Linked DNA regions of Homo sapiens: region 1 is linked to region 2. The links are chromatin loops, found by intact Hi-C in ENCODE. Cell type or tissue: body of pancreas. All regions are shown on one strand. Each heading gives the region's core, and the rest is flanking DNA. Links, peaks and the distances in the headings are about the cores only.

Evidence for each region. Peaks named below come from ENCODE experiments on the same cell type or tissue, not always from the same donor. Only the 100,000 strongest peaks of a DNase experiment are listed, where the experiment ranks them.
Region 1: it touches region 2 in a loop (3-fold over the local background); 104 of 110 quality-filtered maps call a loop at or near these places.

The regions. Positions count from the first base shown.
Region 1 is chr16:71,407,991-71,416,327 of GRCh38, reverse strand. LINC02136 (long intergenic non-protein coding RNA 2136) reads left to right here. Exons shown (of 3, transcript NR_146574.1): 2 at 1,333-1,463; 3 at 5,794-5,887. Among named protein-coding and RNA genes, the nearest start is that of LINC02136, 14 kb to the left of the region's middle. RefSeq lists enhancers at 3,642-3,731, 3,805-4,306. In body of pancreas, for the core only: a CTCF peak has its summit at 3,430 (motif pointing left); DNase peaks (open chromatin) are centred at 3,417 and 3,867.
Region 2 is chr16:71,495,749-71,504,085 of GRCh38, reverse strand. No RefSeq gene overlaps it. Among named protein-coding and RNA genes, the nearest start is that of ZNF19, 11 kb to the right of the region's middle. RefSeq lists a silencer at 4,054-4,213. In body of pancreas, for the core only: a CTCF peak has its summit at 4,126 (motif pointing right); a DNase peak (open chromatin) is centred at 4,115; H3K27ac peaks cover 1,967 bases.

The DNA of each region.
Region 1 (8,337 bases), core at 243-8,242, 88 kb after region 2:
TACAAAAAATTAAAAAACTAGCCAGGTGTGGTAGTGCGTGTCTCTAGTTCCAGCTACTTGTGGGGGGGTGAGGTGGGAGGATCACTTGACCCAGGGAGGTTGAGGCTGTAGTGAGCCATGATCGTGCCACTGCACTCCAGCCTGGATGACAGAGGGAGACCCTGTCTCAAAAAATAAATAAAAACGGGTGGGGTTGGATTTCACCTGAGCCTGCTGGAGGGCAGGGAGGAGCAGTTGGTGGGGTGGAATGTCAGGGAGTGAACAATCTAAGAGGCAGGTGAAAGTGGTTCTGAGCAGAGAGGACCATTGGGGGATGAGGCAGCTGTTGGAGAGGGATGGGTCAAGGGATGGAGGGTAGCACTGTGAGCTGAAATAGGTGAATTGGGAGGGATGCTGGCTAGAGAAGAGGTAAGTCCAGCACTTACTGTGCTTGGGGCTGTGAGAGGCACCTGAGGACAGATGCCTGTCCTCCAGGATCCCACAGTCCTGGGTGGAAACCAGCAGGGCCTTGATGAACTAGACTTCCGGAGAGAATGAACTCAGTACTGTAGTGGAGGGACCAAGGGCAAGCTGCCCAAGGCTCAGACTAGAGTTGGGGCTGGTTGGGTTTCAGGTGAAGACAGATGTCCATGTGGATCTAGCCCACTGGTCTCTGGACATGTGGTTATGTTGGTCAAAGGAGAAGACCAAGGCTCAGAACAAAGACTTGAGATTTGCCCCCTCAACTGTCAGAGAAGGAGTTATGGAGGGAGATCGTGGCCTGAGGGTCATGGAGTGGCCAGGGGAGAGTCTTGGTCAGTCACACATTGGAGGCCATGAGAAAGAGTAGTTAGGAGAGGGGTGCTTGAGCCAGTAATCAGATTCAAGTCCCTGTTATGCTCATGTGCCAGCTCTGCCCTTGAGTTTTCTCATCTTTCAATTGGGGAATGGGGCCGGGTGCGGTGGCTCACACCTATAATCCCAGCATTTTGGGAGGCCAAGGCGGGTGGATCATGAGGTCAGGAGTTTGAGACCAGCCTGGCCAATGTGGTGAAACCCCATCTCTACTAAAAATACAAAAATTAGCCAGGCATGGTGGCGGGCGCCTGTAATCCTTGGGAGGCTGAGGCAGGAGAATCGCTTGAAACCAGAAGGTGGGGAGGTTGCAGTGAGCCAAGATCATGCCACTGCACTCCAGCCTGGGTAACAAGAGCAAAACTCTGTCTCAAAAAATAAATAAATAAATAAAAATTTAGAGAATGAATCAAGGCATGACTGTAGGACCAAACGAGTTCACATATGCAAAGTGTTTTAATATGGTCAAAGCATTCAATAAATGCTGCTGTTAATTAGGAGGCAAGAAGAGATTGAAGGGAAATCTCAAGGGGCTCCAGAGACTACTACGATGGTGCAAAGTCACAGAAGCCCTGGGAAAAGCAGGTAGAATGGAGTTGCCATGACATTGAGCCTCACCTAGATGCCAGGTAGGTAACACGCATTATCACAGGTGAGTCTCACTGTAATCTCACAAGGGAATTTCTATGGTCATCCCCACCCCACAGTGTAACAAGCTCAAGGTCCCAAGAGTATGACCTACGTTTCCTGTTCTGGACCTTAAGTTTTATTTATTTATTAATTATTTTACTTTTTTTGAGATGAGGTCTTGCTCTGTCACACAGCCCAAAGTGCAGTGGCACGATCCTGACTTACTGCAACCTCCGCCTTCCAGGCTCAAGCAATCTTTCTACCTCAGCCCCCCAAGTATCTGTGAGTACAGGCATGTGCCACCACACTCGGATATATATATATATATATATATATATATATTTGTGTGTGTGGAGATAGGGTTTCACTAGGTTGCCCAGGCTGGTCTCAAACCCCTGGTCTCAAGTGATCCGCCTGCCTCGGCCTCCCAAACTGTTGGGATTCCAGGCGTGAGCCACCGTGCCCAGCCTGGACCTTAAGAATGAAATCATCCTTGGGTTAAAGGCTGGTCTCCCTTAGAGATGGTTGTTTGCAGGTCACCTTCCAGGGGCTAATACTCTGGCAAATGCTGGTGACCTTGAGATGAATGAGCCTTGATCCGTGTACTCAGTGAGCTCTCAGGATGAGGGTTCCTGTAGCCTCTCTCTTCATTGCATCATCTCCAAAACCTGACAGGACTGATGCTGGAAGGTCTTTCCAAGGCCCAGACTCCTCTCCTGGCTCAAACACTTTCCATGGCTCTCTGTGGCCTCCAGCCCAGGGTCTGAATTGGTTCTACCTGGCCAAGTGCTCTGCCTGCTTTTAGGGTCTGGTCTGTGCCGCGAGCCCCTGTCCCATCCCAGCTTTATCTCCCACAACTTCCCAGCCCTTACCTATGCCCTGGTCATGTGGATCCTTTCCTGTATATCTATACCCTTCATTCATCTTGGTCTTTTGGTCTGAAATGCAGCCCCCTCCTCCACTGGCCCCTGAAACCTAACCCACCCTCCTCCTGCACTGCCTGGACTGCAGGAAACCTTTCCAGGCTACGTATCCAAACTAGTCTTTTTCTCCCTCCTCTGTTTTGCTAGATTTAGAGATGGTTCTAGTACGTGACTCAAGGTAAGAGGTTGTGTTTGACTGATACCAAGTGCGTCTGTCCAGAGTTAGATATGAGGATAGAAGTTCCTTGAGCCAGGGATGGTATCTTAGCTATCCCTGGGATCCCCACAGGACACGTGCTAACAGGGAAATTCAAAGACCCCACCAAACTCCTGCCACCATTTCCTGCCCTCTTGTGCCCAGGCCCACCTCTGGGTTGGAGGAGCAGGGTGCTGTGGGAGAAGGTGCACTGGTCCTGGAGTCAGGGCCTTCAGGTTTGTGCCATCCCACTGAATACATGGCCAATGACCTTGGGCAAAGGGACTCCTGCCTCGGGGCTTTAATCTGTGCATCCACAGACTGTACATATGGCATTGGACCAGGACCTCCCTAGTGCCTTTTTGGTAAAGAGGACCGTAAGTTTCTTAGACTTTTAATATGCAGATGAATTCTCTGGAGAATCTGTTAAATTGCAGATTCTGACTCAGTAGGTTTGGGGCAGGTCCTTATTTCTAACAAGCTCCCAGGTGACCTTGATGCTGGTGGTCCGTGAGCCACGCTTTGCATTAACAAGGGTCTAACCCAGTGATCCTCAGCCCTAGCCCGATAGAAGAATGGCCTGAAAGGTCGCTCTTTCCCTCCTCCACTGCCTTCTGCATTTTAAATTAAAGTTTCCCTTGGGAGATTGTAAAAAGATGTTAGGATGGCACCCCAGGGCCATTAACTCAGCATTTGTAGGGGTGGGAACTTGGCATCGGTAGTGTTTAAAGCTCACCAGGTGAATCCAGTGTGCAGCCAGGACTGGGAACTGATTTACCTCGTGGGTGGAGAACTTTAGCAAATGGTTTTCAGGCGAAGCTTTTTGTCTCTGCTGCCCCCTTGTGGTCATCTTGTTCACTCACAGTCAGAGCGCAAGCCCTGTTCCCAAGAGAGATGGGAATCGCAGAACAATTGGGAAAATAATGTCGCTGCCCATGGTGGACGGGCTTCCCTGAGACCCCAGCACTCACCCTGACATGGGTGGGCTCCTCCTCTGCCGTGATGCTGAAGACGATTCCTTAAACAAGGGCCTCGCTCCCAGTGTCCTGGGGGTAGCCCACATGAGTAGGAAAAACTCTGGGTGGGCCAGGAACTGGAAACAGCAGGGGGCCCTGTAGTCGGCAGCTGAGATAGAGGTTGGATAGAGCAGGTCCAGGAGAAACTTCCTAGGAGAAGGTGGGCGCTGAACCCAACCCTCAGCTCTCCTGGGCGGGAGTCAAGAGAAGTCTTAGATGCAGACGTGAGGTTTGGGTTGCTTGGCGGTCAGCCAGCAGGGGGCACTCTGGCGCCACGTAGAGTTCCCAGGTCGGGTCTCCTAGTCTTCGTCGTCTTGACTGGGAACTGTCCACCCCGGTGCAGGATGCCCCAGGTGCAGTGGAGCAGCTCAGAGCCCCAGGGCGTGACTGTCCGCAGCTGGCTGGCTTCCCTCTGTGCCAGGTGCAGGGTCAAGGATATCCCCATGCACAGAGCCTGCCGTCAGTGGTATGAGGAGTATGAAGGTTCTGATGCTGCTGCCCATTCAGAAATGCAAAATGGCCCAGTACCTTGAGCACAGGTCTAGTCCCTACTGTGCCCTGCCTGGCTGTGTGATCTTGACACATTCATCTCCCCTTTGTGGGCCTGCTTCTCCCTCATCCAATGCATCCCCCAAGCCATCCTGGGCTGTGGTGCTGCTCCCCAGACAACAGGGAGTTGGACTCATGGTTTTGGGGGGCTCACATTGCCCTTAGGGGGCCAGAGTCAAGGGAATCACCTTTTTTTTTTTTTTTTTTTTTTTTTTTTTGCCTTCTGCTGTAGGGCCTGGTTCTGGGCTGGACTTTCCCCATCCTCTTCCTGAAAGCCACCCTTGTTCAATCATGGGGACAAGATACAGTCCAGGAAAGGAGCTAGGGCCCTCCTAAGAGATGATCCCGAATAGGGCCCAGCTGTGGACAGGATGATCTCTTTTCCAGCCGGGCGCCATGGTTCATGCCTGTAATCCCAGCACTTTGGGAGGCCGAGGTGGGAGGATCACTTGAGGTCAGGAGTTCGAGATCAGCCTGGCCAACACAGTGAAACTCCTTCTCTACTAAAAATACAAAAAATTAGCTGGATGTGGTGGTGCATGCCTAGAATCCCAGCTACTTGGGAGGCTGAGGCAGGAGAATCACTTGAGCCTCTGGGAGGTGGAGGTTGCAGTGAGCCAAGATTGCGCCTGGGTGATAGAGTGAGATTCAGTCTCAAAATAAAATAAAAACGCCAAATCCCTTTTCTGTTAGTTGTCAAACACACTAGACATCAGGACACGGTGGTCCTGGCTACATGACTGCCTTGTAACAGTGAGAAATATCCAGAGATGGGATGCATGTTAGAGTTGAATGGGGTTTGTCCCGGGGAGAGAGGGGAACCAAAGGAATAGCAAGAGGGTGGGGAGCTTAGCTTTAAAATAATGTTTTGGCTGGACATGGTGGCTCATGCCTGTAATCCCAGCACTTTGGGAGGCCGAGGTCAGGAGTTTGAAACCAGCCTAGCCAACATAGTGAAACCCCATCTCTACTAAAACTACAAAAATTAGCTGGGCATGGCGGCACATGCTGTAATTCTAGCTACTTGGGAGGCTGAGGTACGAGAATCGCTTGAACCCAGGAGGCAGAGGTTGCAGTGAGCTGAGATCGTGCCACTGCATTCCAGCCTGGGCGATGGAGTGAGACTCAGTCTCAAAAAAAAAAAAAATGTTTTACTCATTTAAAAAATTGGTCTGGTGTACCTACGGCAAATGGGTGGGACTTGCTAAATCTGGTTGGCTGTTGCTTTCTGAAACACAGATTTTAGACTTGAATATATGCATTTGCAAACTCTAAGACATATGCGCCTCTGAACACAGTCTGGGTGAATGCAGTTTGATTGTCACAGGCTTCCGACAGAGTTGCAGGTGTTGTATTGCGTGGTTTTCAACAGCAATCAGACCAAAAGGGTGACTACTAGCATGTGAAAACAGAGGATAAGCTTCCTGGGCTCAAACTCCTGAGCTGGAAGTCAGTTCCAGGCCATAGTGTCCAGCCAGAGGAGGACAGCAAGATCGACTCCTGCGTGACCAGTAGCTCACCTGGTCCAAATGTAGCCTCTTACTATAAAACAAAGGCAGAGAGAGACTGAGGGAACTGGAAAGAGGTTCAATGGAGGAAAAATAAGGCAACCTCAGGGATTCACTTTTACTCTCATTTCATTAAGTTCCAGATATTGGCAGACTGCTGGCCTCCTGAGGAGCACAGGAAGGGGCCTGGCAGACTGGTGATCCTGGTTGGAGATGAAGAGGGGCTGATTAAGAGGAGCTGACTGAGGCTGGGAGGTTTCCTGCCCGGGAGTGGCGAGCCTGTCAGAGCTGCACCTGGGCCTACCTGTACCTAGGAGAGATTCAGGGTATGGTTGGCTTCCCACAAACACCTGGGGCTCGAGGAGTGCGCTGCCTCTGTTCCACACCTGATGTGATCCACATCCACGCCCATGCACCTGGCCAGGAGAGTGACTGTCACTGATGAGGCAGTGTGATAGTACCTCTGATGGTTTCTCTGAGATCAGCCTTTGCACTTCACCTGTGTGGGCCAGATGGAAAGCCAGGGTGGAGACGGAGCACCCTGGGTCAGCTGGGATCCCACCGTGCGATTCCACGGCATGGGGTGTCAGAACCTGGAGTGCCGGTGGTGGCCAGAGCAGGGGTGGGGTGGCATTCCTGTGTCTCTGCCACTCACTGGCTGTGTCACCACAGAAAAGTCATCTAAACCTCTCGGTGCCCCAGTCTTGTTCTCTGTCCATGGCAATTCGGGTAGACCTGACCCGGTTGGATGGCTCTGAGGTTTCAATGAGGTATCATACATGCAAATGGTTTTTTTGGAGCCAGGTTCTTTTTATTTAAAAAGATTTTTTAAAATGGGAATACTCGCTAAAAAGAGTACCTGACCTCAGCTGGGCACAATGGCTCACACCTGTAATCCCAGCACTTTGGGAGGCCAAGGCGGGTGGATCACGAGGTCAGGAGATGGAGACCTGTAGTCCCAGCTACTCGGGAGGCTGAAGCAGGAGAATCGCTTGAACCCAGGAGGTGAGATTGCAGTGAGCTGAGATCACGCCACCGCTCTCCAGCCTGAGTGACAGAGCGAGACAAAAAAAAAAGAAAAAGGAAAAGAACCTGACTTCAGTATCTTTGGGTGTCTGGGATTGAGGAGTGTTCCTGAATGGGCATCAGGGATTGATGAACACTTGTGTAAGAGTTAAAGAAAGAGGAAAAAAACATGAAATTTTTAAAGACAGGTTTACTTTAGATAAAACCTGGAGGGGCTTCTGGCCGATTTTGGTCAGGGGCGCTTTCTGTTACAGACTAAAAGTATATATTGGTTTTAGGGTGAGGGTCTTATCACAAGCTTGGAATGTTTTTGGGTCAGGGAGAAGTCTATAGCCGGGTCGGAATGTTTCTGGGCAGAGAGGAGGTTATCTTGGGGCTGACGTCTTTCCGGCAGGAGGGAGGTTAGTTATCTTGGGGCTGGCATCTTCCCAGCCAGAGGGGGGTTATCTTGGGGCTAGCATGTCTCTGGTTGGGGAGGAGTTTGGAATGTTTCTGGTCGGAGATGTTATTTGTAGTTTCTGGTCATGCCGACCTTAGCCATTAGGCTGATGCCTTTTGGCTTTAGGCGGTTTTTGATTAAGATGAATTTTAAAATAAGGTGCTTGTCCACAATGGCAAGGCCCCTGCTCTGTCACCTTGCCCCCCAAAATTGCAAAGCTTTGTTTCTGTGTATGCATGTATAAATATTTTTTTTTCCCTTAGGAGCAAAGGCAATAGCTTAACTAAGATGTTCAGAGGGATCATGACATAAAGACTGGATGCCTGGGGTTGGGGTCAGGGGCGTGTTTCAGGTGCCTTTATTTTATACCAGAGTTTCCCAACCTGGGGAATCTTGCCATGTGGGGCCAAATCATTCCTTGTTGTTGTGGACTGACTTGTGCATTGCAGGGTGATTAGCAGCATCTCTGGCTCTACCCACTAGATACCAGTAGCACCCTCCACCCCATCCCCACCTCGTTTCACCAATAAAAAATGTCTTCAGACATTGCTCAATGTCTTTGGGGAGGTGAGAGTGGGACAAAATTGCCCCCAACTGAGAACTGCTGCTTTGTGATGTTCCTAGTGGAGTTGAGCCCTCGATAAGTGGTTGTTATTTGCTGTGTTGAAGTTTGGCAAGATTTCTCTTCTGGGCTTTATTGATCTCTTCCTATTTCTGTGCACTGCTTAAAGGGAAAGTCGACGACTACAGGGCTTCCAAACTGCAGCCCCATTGGATATAAAGTACGAGTTCCTTAATCTGGTAGGGCAGCCTGATCAACTGGAACTTGGTTCTTACTGTGTTTCTCGTTATGCAAACCTTAAGGATTCCAGCCTGGACAACATAGTGAGACCCTGTCTCTACAAAAAAAAAAAAAAAAAAAAGAGAGGAAAAAAAAAAAGAAACGAAATTCAGCAGAGCCCAGTGGCATGCCCCTGTAGTCTCAGCTATGCAGGAAGCTGAGGTGGGAGGATCACTTGAGCCCAGGAGTTCAAGGTTGCAGTGAGCTATAATTGTGCCACTGCACTCCAGCCTGGGTGACAGAGTGAGATCCTGTCTCTAAACAAACAAACAAACAAACACCCTAAAGGTTTTTGAGAGCATTAAGTGCAACATAAACCTTTCAGTCCTTTACTATTAAAATATGAGCTACAATTAAAATGAAACAGTTAATTTT
Region 2 (8,337 bases), core at 301-8,300:
AACATGCGGCATTTGGTTTTCTGTCCCTGTGTTAATCTGCTTAGGATAATGGCCTCCAGCTCTATCCATGTTGCTGCAAAAGACATGATCTCATTCCTTTTTATGGCTGTGTAGTATTCCATGGCATAGATGAACCACATTTTCTTTATTCTGTACGATGAAGTTTGAATGCCAAAGTGAGTCCCTTGCACACAGTGAGTGTTTCCCATGCTAGTTTGTTGGTTTGTCATGACAACCAGAAGGGACCTTCTATCCTCGCAGACATTCTTTAGTGGGAGTGCACCAGGAAAGACACGTCTGTGTCAGGCTGGAGGAAAGTGAAGGAACCAGGAAGCGTGTGGGCAAATGGATTTGTGGATGGCCAAAGAGCTGTGAAAGTAAGAAGAGAGAGTCTCCAGACTCTAGGAAAGCGGAGAACACCGTGAGTGGCAATCTCCACAGGTGCATTGTTAGATCATTGGACAGCATCCTACTCCTATATCCGTACGTGCTCCCTAACACGGAATCTGGCGCATAGTAGGTACACCAGGTGGCTGCTGAATCAAGTTGGTCACTGTTGATCTCTGTCCCATAGTAGGTACACCAGATGGCTGCTGAATCAGGTTGGTCACTGTTGATCTCTGTCCCATGATGGCTCTGTCGAGTCCCTCTTGTCTCCTTGATGGAATTAAGAGGTAGACATCTTGGGTGCTGCTCCTGCTCTGCCCTCATCCCTGCCCATCTCAGTCTGACATTCTCCATGGTTCCCCATGACCTCCTACCAGCATGTCCCTTGGATCACTAGTTTTAGTGCTAAATATCCCCGATGCTCTTGATCATTATTTCTAGAAATTCTCTTCTTCCTTGTCATTTCTATTATGTTTGTGCTACCTGTAGGCATGGCTGTGTTTGGGGTCCTAGAATCACACCCAGTCCTCTGTGGTAAAGAAGAAATTGTGAGACTATGGCATTTTTTTTTTTTTTTCGCTGATAGACCCTTACCCCAGATGTTTTGTAGGTTTATCTGGGGTTATTCACTGCCTCTAAGGCTCCTCTGCAGACAGTATAAGCCTGCTTGATAATGTTTTGAGAGCCAGGTGGGAGAATGGAGCTGGGGCAGTGGCAACGCCTTGTGATGTTTGTTCAGCATGCACACTTTTAATCATCTCCTTGTTTTAAATCCACTGTCTCCATCTGGCCCTCTGCTGGTGTTTTCCCCAGAGAATAAAGCTCCTATATTGCAAAGTTTGGGAGGAGAGGTCTTTGGGCTTTGCAGGTGGGAATGAGATCGGTGGGTCCAATTGATCCTTATACGTCTGTCACATGGCTCGCCTCTGCCTTGTGAAGTCTCTGATGCCCGATCCCTGAGCCTTTCCACTGGGTGAATCAGCTTGCTTCCTGGTATCACCGAAACACTGTGAACATCTCTCATCTGCGTTTGTCTCCTTTCTCACTCTCTTGTCCTTGTGAATCTGCAGCCTTTTTGTCCTTTCAGTGTCATGTTATGGGGCTCAGGAAATGCCAATGTTCATTCCACTTACATCTAATATGCAACTATTCTTTAAAATCAAGTCCATGCAATGTAATATTCTGCAGCTGTTAGAGGAATAACATATATCTACATATCTGGGCATGCTAAGTGGGTAATATAGAGTGTTAAGTGAAAAAAGCAAGTTGTAGGTTGGCTTGTAAAATACGACACTATTTGCATTACAAATTTTAAATATTATCTATAAATACGCATGTATACATATAGTGTGTATATATACATATATAGAGAGTAACATATATTATCCTAGCATTATCTGAGATAATATAAATAAATGTCAAAGTACATATGGAGAGCTAGTGGAATATTTTCACGTAGGCAAAATATTTAAATATTTCATGTAGCCTGGACTGGGCCAGGCACGGTGGCTCATGCCTGTAATCCCAGCACTTTAGGAGGCTGAGGTGGGAGGATCACTTAAGGCCAGGAGTTCAAGACTAGTCTGGGAAATATGGTGAAACCCTGGGTCTACAGAAAAATTAAAAAATTAGCCAGGCATGGTGGCATGCACTTGTAGTCCCAGCTACTCGCAAGGCTGAGGCAGGAGGACTGCTTTAGCCCAGCAGGTCAAGGCTGCAGTGAGCGGTGATGGTGCCACCACTCTCCAGCCTGGTCAATAGAGTGAGACACCCTCTCTTTCTATGTATATATGGGACTGATTTAAAAGGCTAGGCATTCTGGTGAATGTAAAATTAACTTTGAGGGCCATGAAGCCTGGGAGCATCGTTCACATTGTGTTCTATGTGACTGGTTCCCCCTAGAGTTTCACAACTGCAGTGGCCCTTCCTGGGAGGTCCCTAGTGGGAGAAGCTGTCATTCTGTGAAACATTAGGGAGTGCTCATTTGCAAAGGAGTTGCTTCTCCCACATGTAATTCCTAGTGACCCGTACCCCAGGACATGTGTGTTTGACAGTGGTTAATGATCCTCTTGAGCTATGCCGGGGAGGCCAACTCACAAGGTGAATAATAACAGCTAGACTTCTATTTACAGAGATACCCATTCTAGCATGTTGTGGGAAACCTAGGCTTTCTCACAAAAGCAACTAGCTCTTCCTCCTTCCAACCACCCTCACCTCCCAAACAAACAACTCCCAAATCAAACAAGAAGAAATGGAAAATTTTCAGTTCAAGCTCAATGGCAAGGGGTTGAGAGGAATTTAGCCATATGATTGAATGTTCTCTAGGAACATGTCTCTAGCAGTGGTTCTCAAGCTTTACTGCCTAGAATAATCACCTGGGGAGGTTTCAAAAATCCCACACCCAGGCTGAATGCATATGGATATTTGTATCTTTGGACAGGGTTTCTCCACCTTGGCTCTATAGACATTTGGGACGAGATAATTCTTTGCTGTAGGAGCTGTCCTGTGCATTGTGGGTTGTTTAACTGCACCCTTGGGCTCTACCCACTAGATGCCAGTAGCACACTTACCTAGTTGTACTGACCAAAAGACATATCCATGTATTTCTAGTAGTGGGGCAAACCACCTAGTTGAGAATCACTGTTTTGCGGGGTGGGTCCTAGGCACTATGTTTTTTTAAAAAACTTCCTAGGTGATCCCAATGTGCAGCCAAGTTTGAGAACCAGTGCTCTGATGGATTTTCCCTTGGAAAGCGTAGCCTGGTGGTAAGTCCCAGAAATTTTGGAGTACATTTTTATAAACTGTGATATAATATTGATTCAGTAAGAATGGATATATTCTGAGCCAGATGAGTGGACCCACTCATCCTGTCTAGTAGACATCTGTTTCTCTCCATCAAGGGGAGTTTGGAAAACAAACAGGCTGTGAACACCTTGATGAGCCAGATGAAGGGTGTCATGAGCCAGATGAGCTTATAGTAGACAGAGAACCTTTACAGCGAACAAGGTATGCAAATAATGAAAGCTCTAAGCAACATTAGAAAACCACAGGGCGTACGTTATTGGTGCTAAGATAATGTCTATCATTGACTGGAGGTCCTCTGTGGATCAAGGTCTTGTGCTAGAGGATCTATTTACATGTCATCACATAAGAAGGCATCTAAGTTAATAATAATAGTAGTAATAATAATAAATAGGGCGGATGTAAAGAACACGCATGTCGATACTTCTGAAACATGCTTTAACCTTAACTGTTGTATATAAGCACTTATGTAATTTGAGTGCTTCTCTGTCTCACTGTGGCAGGAATTGTAGATGGGCTCACGCAAACCCCCCCTTTCCATCTTCTTCCTACTATGGAAGCAAGAAAGTAAAAAAACTTGCCTTACAGATTCCTCTGCTGTTAGGAGCAGCCATGTGACATAATTTTGGCCATTAAGAATGTAAGCTCTATGAGGACAAGGGTTTTTTTAATTTTTCTATTTTGTTCTCTGCTGGTCAAAAACTCATCATATTGTACACTCTAAACATCTCTGGTCTATTGTACATTAATTTTAAACCCAATAATGTATAAAATTAAAGAGCAATTGTTAAGAAAATCCAAAGGCAAATTACAAATTGGAAGGAAACATTTTCTTGGCCCTGAAGGAAGTTGAGGTGAGGATCCTGAGGCACTGAGACCCTGTGCTTAAATTTCTGGTAAATCGCAGAGCTAGCTGAAATTTATCCCGCTGACACTAGATGTCACCATTGTGCCAAGTAAATGTAGCTGCTGTTCAGAGTGCAGTTCAATATTCAGGACAGAGTCAGGCTCTTCAAATGGTTGGAGATTGTTAATTTTTCTTCCCTCTTGATGCCAGAATATGGTCTGGTTCAAAAATGACGACAGTAATAATGATGGAGGAGAGCAAAGATCACCTGGTGGCCATCAGGCAGACCATCTGGAGGCAAAACTCCCTGTCTGAGGAATTAGAAAGTAATTAGACTTGCCTATTATCTAAAGCTGGCATCTGGTACCAGACTTCTTCCCCCTAAATTTATAAGTAACTAGGAGTTCTATACATCTCCGAAATCCATGCACGTTGAAACTCATTGTGCATCCCTTGCTGACATCAAGGCACTAAAATGTCTACAAATGTGATCATTTTTCATGACCTACATTGCTAATGTGGTCCACATTACCCTTAAGCTCCTGCTTTAAGGTCCATAAATACCCCTAAGGAAAATCCACCAGCACGCTCAGTCCTCTCTTGCTGAAGTGCCTCACTGCCCTCTCCTGCAGTGTTCTTTCTATCTAATAAAACTTTCCTTTTCAAACCTATACTGTAAATTCTTTTTTACCACCTGCAAGCCAGCCACTTGCCATTGCTGGGGCTCTGATACCTCGCCTGGCAGGGATCAGAGAAGTTTGTACGAGGAGCAACAAATAAGATAATTCTACCCAGTATGAGACCACATTTACATTATTAAAGCTAATAAATATGCAAAAAAGTTTCAATCTATGTTGGAAAAGACCCAAAATTAAATATTTGAAATGAAGTAGGCCGGGCGCAGTGGCTCACACCTGTAATCCCAGCACTTTGGGAGGCCGAGGTGGGTGGATCACGAGATCAGGAGTTCGAGACCAGCTTGACCAACATGGTGAAACCCTGTCTCTACTAAAAATACAAAAATTAGCTGGGCATGGTGGTGGGCGCCTGTAGTCCCAGCTACTCGGGAGGTTGACACAGGTGAATCGCTTGAACCCAGGAGGCAGAGGTTGCAGTAAGCCGAGATCACACCACTGCACTCCAGCCTGGGTGACAGAGTGAGTCTCCATCTCAAAAAAAAAAAAAAGATGAAGTAGGGCATAACATTGCAAATCACTAACTAGATGAAAACTTTGGGTGTGCTCGGGGAGAAGAGGGAAGAGAAAGACCTCAGGAATGAACAAAGAAGCTCAAGGGAAGAGTAGCTCAGAACACCATCAATGACAAGCAAGTAAAATAAGAAAAAGCATGAGGACAGTTAATTACTACTTCAAGGTAACAGGCTTGGGAGGGAGAAGCAGATTAAAATGGCATGTTGAAATTCTGAATGAAGTTGCTAAGACACTTGAACAAAAACACAGTAAATTCACAGAATTGCAGAACTTTTGTGTGCGGAGTGAAAAGAGGGGAAGAGAACAGTGCTGGCACACTGCGTTGGGCTGTTCTCACCTTGCTATAAAGAAATAGCTGAGACTGGGTAATTTATACAGAAAAGAGGTTTAATTGGCTCATGGTTCTGCAGGCTGTACAGGAAGCATGATGCTGGCATCTGCTCAGCTTCTGGGGAGGCCTCAGGAAACTTACAATTATGGCCAAAGTTGAAGGGGAAGCAGTCACATCACATGGCAGGAGCAGGACCAAGAGAGAGAGCGGGGAGGAGCCACATCCTTTTAAACAACCAGATCTCAGGAAGACTCACTCACTATCGCAAGGACAGCACCAAGGGCATAGTGCTAAATCATTCATGAGAACTCCGCCCCTATGATCCAGTCACCTCCCACCAGGCCCCACCTCCACCACTGGGGATTACATTTCAACATGAGATTTGGGCAGGGACACATATCCAAACTATACCAAACACCATCTTTAGAAAACAAGGCACTAGAGCCCAAACTCCACACATGCTAACTCTCCATGGACTGCCAGTATCTTCAAGGAGCCACTCACTCTCTCGCTTGCAGGTCTAGCATCCAAATCTGCACAAGAGGGATCTTCCACAAGATGGGAGCATGAAAAAGAAATGTAGAAGATAAACAACAAGAACGTATAAAAATAAAAGCTAATATGCTTAGCTCAGAACAAAGAACTAAAAACCAAGGTGGCACTTTGGTCTGAAACTTCTATTTTTATTCTTTTTGGAGATGGAGTCTTGCTCTGTTACCCAGACACTGTACCCAGGGGTACAGTGGCACGATCTTGCCTCACTGCAGCATTCATCTCTTGGGTTCAAGTGACTCTCCTGCCTCAGCTTCCTGAGAAGCTGGGACTACAGGTGCACACCACGATGTCCAGCTAATTTTTATATTTTTTATTAGAGATGGAGTTTCACCATGTTGGCCAGATTAGCCTTGAACTCCTGACCTTAAGTGATCCACCTGCCTCCGCCTCCCAGAGTGCTGGGATTACAGGCATGAGCCACCACGCCCAGCCAGTCTGAAACTTGTAGGACAAAGATATGTAATAAAATCTCTGCAAATGAACTGACCAATGGCCCTTCCTCCTATTTGGTGTTGATTAGATTCCGGAAGATTTTTGAGGGGTTGTTAGATTCCTGTAGCTCACTTTCATTTTATTTGAGAGTCACCTTACTGTAGGAAATGGATGTTCTCTGTGAGTAAGCCAAATCCTGAGGATAAATTATTTCAAAGGATCATCTTGGAATCAGAAGAAAACTAATTGGTAAATTTCTGTTCTAATACACTTAGATCTGATTCCAGTGCTGAAGGGCCTAGTCTAGGGTTTTCAACTCTAACTTTTTTGTTGTTTTTGTTTTTTTGAGAGACAGAGTCTCGCTCTGTTGCCCAGGGTGGAGTGCAGTGGTGCGATCTCAGCTTACTGCAAACTCCACCTCCAAGGTTCAAGCAATTCTCCTGCCTCAGCTTCCCAAGTAGCTGGAACTACAGGCGTGTGCCACTCTGCCCAGCTAATTTTTATATTTTTAGTGGAGATGGGGTTTCACTATATGTTGGCCAGGCTGGTCTTGAACTCCTGACCTCAGGTGATCCACCCGCCTCGGCCTCCCAAATCAACTCTTACTTTTTAATAGAGGCTTTTACTGGTATAAGCAGAAGTACGAGAAAATAATTTTTCTAATACTGTCTGATTTCATTTTTTACATTTAAGCCTACCTTGATAATTTATTTAGCTGTTAAAAAGTGTTAGTTTTTCATAAACTTCCATAATTTTATAAAACTTACAGTCATCTTCCAAAGTTAATTTGGAAATTAATTTTGCACCCCAGAATGCTATTTCCAAGTGAATTAGCATCTTAAGTGGTGGTTAAGTCACTACCTGGAAATGAAAATCAGTTTTTCCATAATGGAGCAATTTTGTTATATGTATATGTCAGTGCAACAAAACAATTACAATATTAGCAAATACCAAATAAAAAATTTCTTCCATTTCATTCTCTTTATTAAGACAGCAGGTATAATGTGAGAGAAATTAATTACAATATAATGCAAGTTCTATAAATGTAAATATTTTTTGTCTATTTTATTCACTGCTCTATCCCCAGAATGATACCTGGCACATAACCAGTAAAACCTCGATAAATATTTGCTGAATAGATAGCCATTGGAGAATTAGGAGTTTATTGAAGATGTTATGGAAGAGGCCTCCTGGGAATGTCTAAGGGCTTTAAAACTTGATCTCTTAAAACTATGGTCATTAAAAACAAAATACAGAGAGAGCCAAAATTTGGTTAATGGATACAAAAGGAGAACTAGATAGCAGGACTGAGTTCTAGCATTCTAAAGCATAATAGAATGACTATAATTAACAATAATTTATTGTATTTTGAATAGCTAGAAGAGTGGATTTTGAATGTTCCCAGCACAAAGAAATGATAAATGTTTGAGGCGATGGATATGCTAATTATGTGGATTTGATCATTATGTATTGTATATATGTATTGAAATATCACACAGTATCCCATAGGTATGTACAGTTATTATTATTAATTAAAACTAATAAAAGCAAAAATAGAGTTTTCCATTCCACATTCAAGTTTTATCTCTAGTTCGTCTACTATAATTACCCATTACCAAGGTCTTTTTTTTTTTTCCAACACATTTAATGAACAGGCAGAGAGGGAGACTGAGTTTTCTGAGAATATTGAGTAAATATTGAAAAAGAGAAAAAGGAGAACAAAGATGTTTAGGAAGAGTGTGCGAGGAGCCACTAGAGTTGGACTTGAATAA